2 separate regions of the Homo sapiens genome follow, and region 2 is linked to region 1. A link is a loop called in an ENCODE intact Hi-C map of the cell type or tissue named here. Cell type or tissue: IMR-90. All regions are shown on one strand.

Region 1 (2,500 bases):
CTTGGGAAAAGTTTGTGACGTTCTAGTTTTTAGGAGACCGTTTTGCTATTATTCTTTCCACCTCCTTCCACTCCCCAAACCAGAGAGAATATGGTATCAGTTAAGTAGGGACTAACAGAAAGCGATTCTTTCAGGTGTGAGCCCCAGCTGAGGTTTGAGGGGAGTGGGTGGATGGGCAGATAACTGAAAGAACACTCAGGGGGCCGTAGGCAGGTGAATATGGTTTTATGCAGCAGCTCTGTCATCGGCAGCGTACTCACACCGTCCACCTTTACCTCGGCTATTTGCTCCAGCTCTGAGGCTCTCGCCGACCCCACACCTGCAGCTGCGCTCTCTGCCCTACAAGGCCAGCTCTCTCTTACAGGGAGAGCAGCTTAACTCTTTCCCTTTGGGCACAAGCTGGTTCCTGGCTCCCCACTGCCTGCCTTCAAGGTGACCCACTCTCCCTTACAGGGGTAAGTAGCCTTACTCTCTCTCTGGGCACCAGCGCCCGAGCCATGTCGAGCCATTCCGTTCCGTGCTGGGCCGAGCCAAGCCATATGCACAGTGTCAGCCGGGCAGTTATACTTTTTCAAAGAATAATGGCTCAAAGACAGGTATGAGCTTACCCAAACAGGTTATATAACAAGTGGAGTATTGCGCCTGTGCCCTAAACTCACTAAGTCATGCAGGCCCGGATGTCTGCCTCAGCCTAATTCTTGACCAAAGCTCATCCGTGTAGCTTACAGATTCACTCTTAGGTATTTGCTCAATCACACGTTGCATTTTCTCTAAACCTCTCATCCTATGTCCTCAACTCCATACCCACCTCCCCACCACCCTCACCACCCTAAACTTCCAACAGAGAGAGTAGAACATTTTTAGGATACAAGGAACACCTGAAATCACCTTTAGGCCTTTTCAGTGGATCGAAAGGAAAACCTGATGTTGACCTTTGGATAGACAACCAGGAGGGAGGGCCGTCAAATAGGCGGCCCTAGAATGACCCCTGAATCAGAGCTGGAGGACGCAGGGTGAGCCTTGTAGAGGTTTAGGCCAGGCTGTGCTGCTGAAGAAGAAAGGTCCTCTGGGTCTCCTCATCACTGACACCTTTCTCACACACACACACACACACACACACACACTCTTCCCCAAACCCTTAATTCAGGCTTCTCTAGGGAAGCAGTTTTCACTTTGTTTTTTCAGCAGGTATTCATGATAGATGTGAGTCATGTCTACCACACAACTCACTCAAAAGGAGTGCTGGGATTAACCCTGAGAGTGAGTCACGTGATAGAGCCTCACTCTCATTTCATGTCCAGGGAACAGAAGATTCTGCTTGGTAGCTGTAACTCACTTTCTTTCCTGGACATACAGAATTCTGCTTGCTAGTTGTAACTCGCTTTTTCTTTCCTTCCTTCCTTTCTTTCTCTCTCTCTTTCTTTCTATATAAAATTCTGCTTGGTAGCTGTAACTCCCCTCCCCCTCCCCGCCTTCCCCTTCCTCCTTCTTCCCTCCTCCTCCTCTCCTCCTTTCCTCCTCCTCTCCTCCTCCTCCTTCTCCTCCTCCTCCTTCTCCTCCTTCTTCTTCTCCTCCTTCTTTTCTTCTTCTTCTTCTTTTCTCTCTCTCTCTCTCTTGCTTTTGTTTTTTGAGACAGGATCTAACTCTGTCACCCAGGATGTTGTGCTGTGGTACAATCACAGCTCACTGTAGCCTTGACTTCCTGGGCTCAAGCAATCCCCCCACCTAAGCCTCCCAAGTAGCAGGCATTACAGGTGTGCACCACCTTGCCCAGCTCATTTTTACATTTTTTGTAGCGATGGGGGGAGGTCCTACTATGTTATCTAGTTGGTCTTGAGCTCCAGTCTCAAGCAATCCACCTGCCTTGGACTCCCAAAATGCTGGGATTACAGGCATGAGCCACCGCACCTGGCCTATTATCTCTTTCTTTCCCAAGGAAAGTATACGAGAGTTCTTCATGGGGATAACTTTGCATCCGCTCTATTTTAATTTTTAAAAAGTGAATCATTTGTCAACTTGGGCCATCAAATTATTATTAGTTACCACTGAATCCCAATGTACCTCACAACTAATCTCAGTGCTTCTATGGAGAGCTATGACCAGAGACCTTCCTCTAACCAAGGCTCAGCAAACTACTTTTGTAAAGGGTGAGGCTGTAAATATTTTCAACCTTGGGGGCCATATGGTCTTTGCCGCAACTATTCAGCCCTGCTGCCGTAATACAAAAGCAGCTGTAGATGATGATGACTCAACCAATGGGTGCTAGTTATGTTCCAATAAAACTTTATTTGCGATGATGAGCAGGCTGATTGGGCTCAGGGGCTGTGTAGTTCCCCAACCCTGTTCTTACCACCTCTCGCCCACTCTTGGACTCAGACAGAACCCTCATCTCCCTTCATCATCCAGTGTTAGCCCATCCTTGGTGGGTTTCTCTCCTCTGCAATTCACCATCCTCTCCCCTCCAAACAAAATCCGAGGTAGCTTATTTTTCCTTGAACAT
Region 2 (2,500 bases), 160 kb after region 1:
GAACTCCTAGGCTCAAGCGATCTGACCGCCTCAGCCTCCCAGAGTGTCAGGATTACAGGCGTGAGCCACAATGCCTGGCCTTACTTTTTCAACTTCTATTTGTACTTCACGTTTTACCATTTGGAGCTTCATTTAGCATCTGGTACCTTCTTCTATAGCATCTCTTCTCTTCCAAATATTTATATTCTTTGTTAAAATTTTTTTATTTCAATAGTTTTTGGGGTACAAGTGTTTTTTTGTTACATGGATGAATTGTACAGTGGTGAATTCTGAGATTTTAGTGCACCCATCGCCGGAGCAGTGTACATTGTACCTATGTGTAGTTTTTTGATCCCTAGCCCTCCTCCCATCTTCCCCTTTCTGAGTCTCTAAAGACCATTATATGCACCCTGTATGCCTCTGCATACTCATAGCTTAGCTCCCATTTATAAGTGAGGATATACAGTTTTTGATTTTCTACTCCTGTGTTACTTCATTAAGAATAATGGCCGCCAGCTCCATCCAGGTTGCTGCAAAAGACATTATTTTGTTTCTTCTTATGGCTGGGTAGTATTCCATGGTGTATATACACCACATCTTCTTTATCAACTCATTGGATGGGCACTTACGTCAGTTCCACATCTTTGCAATTGTGAATTGTGCTACTATAAACGTGTGTGCATGTGTATTTTTCATATAGATTTCTTTTCCTTTGGCTAGATACCTGATAGTGGGATTGCTGGATTGAATGGTAGATCCACTTTTAGTGGAATCTTCACGCTGTTTTCCATAAAAGCTGTACTAATTTGCATTCCCACCAGCAGTGTCTAAGTGTTCCCTTTTCCCCATCCTCGCCAACATCTGTTGTTTTTGACTTTTTAATAATGTCCATTTTTTTTGCCAGAGTAAGGTGGTATCTCACTGTGGTTTTAATTTGCATTTCCCTGATGATTAGTGGTGTCAAGCATTTTTTCCTATGTTTGTTGGCCATTTGTATATCTTCTTTTGAGAACTGTCTATTCATGTCCTTTGCTCACTTTTTGATGGGATTATTTTTCTCTTGCTGATTTGTTTGAGTTCCTCGTAGATTCTGGATTCTAGCCCTTTGACAGATGCATAGTTTGCAAATATTTTCTCCCATTCTGTGGGTTGTCTATTTGCTCTGCTGATTATTCCTTTTATGTTCTTATTAAGGTTACGTGAAAGACTTGCTCAGTGTGATCTGGGGCTCCCTCTTGTGGCAGACAGTGGCCCAAAGCCATTCCCAAACCCCTTTCCTTTCCCTGCCTTCAATACACAGGCACCAAGCGAGACATTTATATTTCTAGACTTCCAGAAGCCAAGGCTGAGCATGTGACACTTATGGCTAAAAAGATTTAGGCAGAAATCTTTGAGTAGGGATTTCCTTTTCAACTACAAAGGCAAAGCCTCATTAGGAAGAAGCCCTTTGCTCTCGTCCTTTTTTCTCTTCTCAACTGTGATGCAGACTGCCCCAAGGGCTGCCACCTTTGGCCGACATGAGGATGAGAACTAGCCGCTGAGGATGGCTGGAAGTCACCTGAGGATCAGGTAGCTCCCACCCCGAGATGGAGGGTAAGGGAAAGAAAGTCAGGGCAGGTCTTTTGAACCACATTTGTAACATTTATATAAAAGAAATTTCTTCACAGTGCTGTTTTAAAAGTATTTTAAGCACATCATTTCAAAGTGTGACCGGAATAATGATATACCAATTTGAAAGCAGTTATTTTAGTGAATAAAAGTTTCGTTTTAAGGGGGGGGAAAGGGTGTGACTGTAATATAGATTTATTTGGATTTCTGAAAAATATAGCCCGCCTGGGCTATGGTAGAAAAAGCATAAACTGTTAGAACAACAACGCAGAGCCCGCTGGAAAAACAAGGAAAGAATTCAGAAAGCCAGCGTGAGATCCTCTCTGTCCTAAAAACAACCCTGCGGGAAGGCGTCCTGGGTTCAAGTCCCAAGTTGTATACTTACTAACTGTGTGACCTTAGGCAAATCACTGCAATTTCTCTGTGCCTCATGGTCTTCGTTTGGAAAAAAAAAAAAAAAAAGGAATTTGCCCAACAAATAGTCAGTTTCTACTATATGCCATTATTATTCCAGGCACAACAGTAAATGAAACAGACAAACATCTCTGTCCACATGGAGCTCGCTGCCTAGTAGGAGGAGATAGATAAGAACAAGTACTGTGAAATATATGTGGTGTCATATGGTGAAAAGTGGTACAGGAAAAAATAGGGCAAAGAAAGAGGAAGCGGAAAGTAGGGATAGGAGTGGAGGCTGAAGGGAGAGACAGCCGGAAGCCGGAAGCCGAAAACCGGAAGCAAGAAGTAGACTAGGTGGGTATCTGGGGGATGCTCATGAAAGACCCTTAGTCCAGGAAGAGAACACTGTTGGAGACAAGGCGCCAGAGCATACTATGTTCTAGAAATAACTGGAAGTTCCATGCAGCTGGAACACAGTGAGCAAGTAGAATTGAAAGAGATGAAGTCAGAGAAGCAG

The links. Hi-C counts contacts between places; a loop is a spot of excess contacts. Peaks named below come from ENCODE experiments on the same cell type or tissue, not always from the same donor. Only the 100,000 strongest peaks of a DNase experiment are listed, where the experiment ranks them.
Region 2: a loop joins it to region 1, with 2.4 times the contacts of the local background. A loop is called at or near these places in 11 of 110 quality-filtered maps.

The regions. Positions count from the first base shown.
Region 1 is chr10:17,272,364-17,274,863 of GRCh38, forward strand. No RefSeq gene overlaps it. Among named protein-coding and RNA genes, the nearest start is that of VIM-AS1, 44 kb to the left of the region's middle. In IMR-90, no CTCF peak of the experiment used is centred here; a DNase peak (open chromatin) is centred at 1,248.
Region 2 is chr10:17,429,705-17,432,204 of GRCh38, forward strand. All of the region lies in intron 2 of ST8SIA6 (ST8 alpha-N-acetyl-neuraminide alpha-2,8-sialyltransferase 6), which reads right to left. Among named protein-coding and RNA genes, the nearest start is that of ST8SIA6, 24 kb to the right of the region's middle. In IMR-90, a CTCF peak has its summit at 1,214 (motif pointing left); a DNase peak (open chromatin) is centred at 1,217.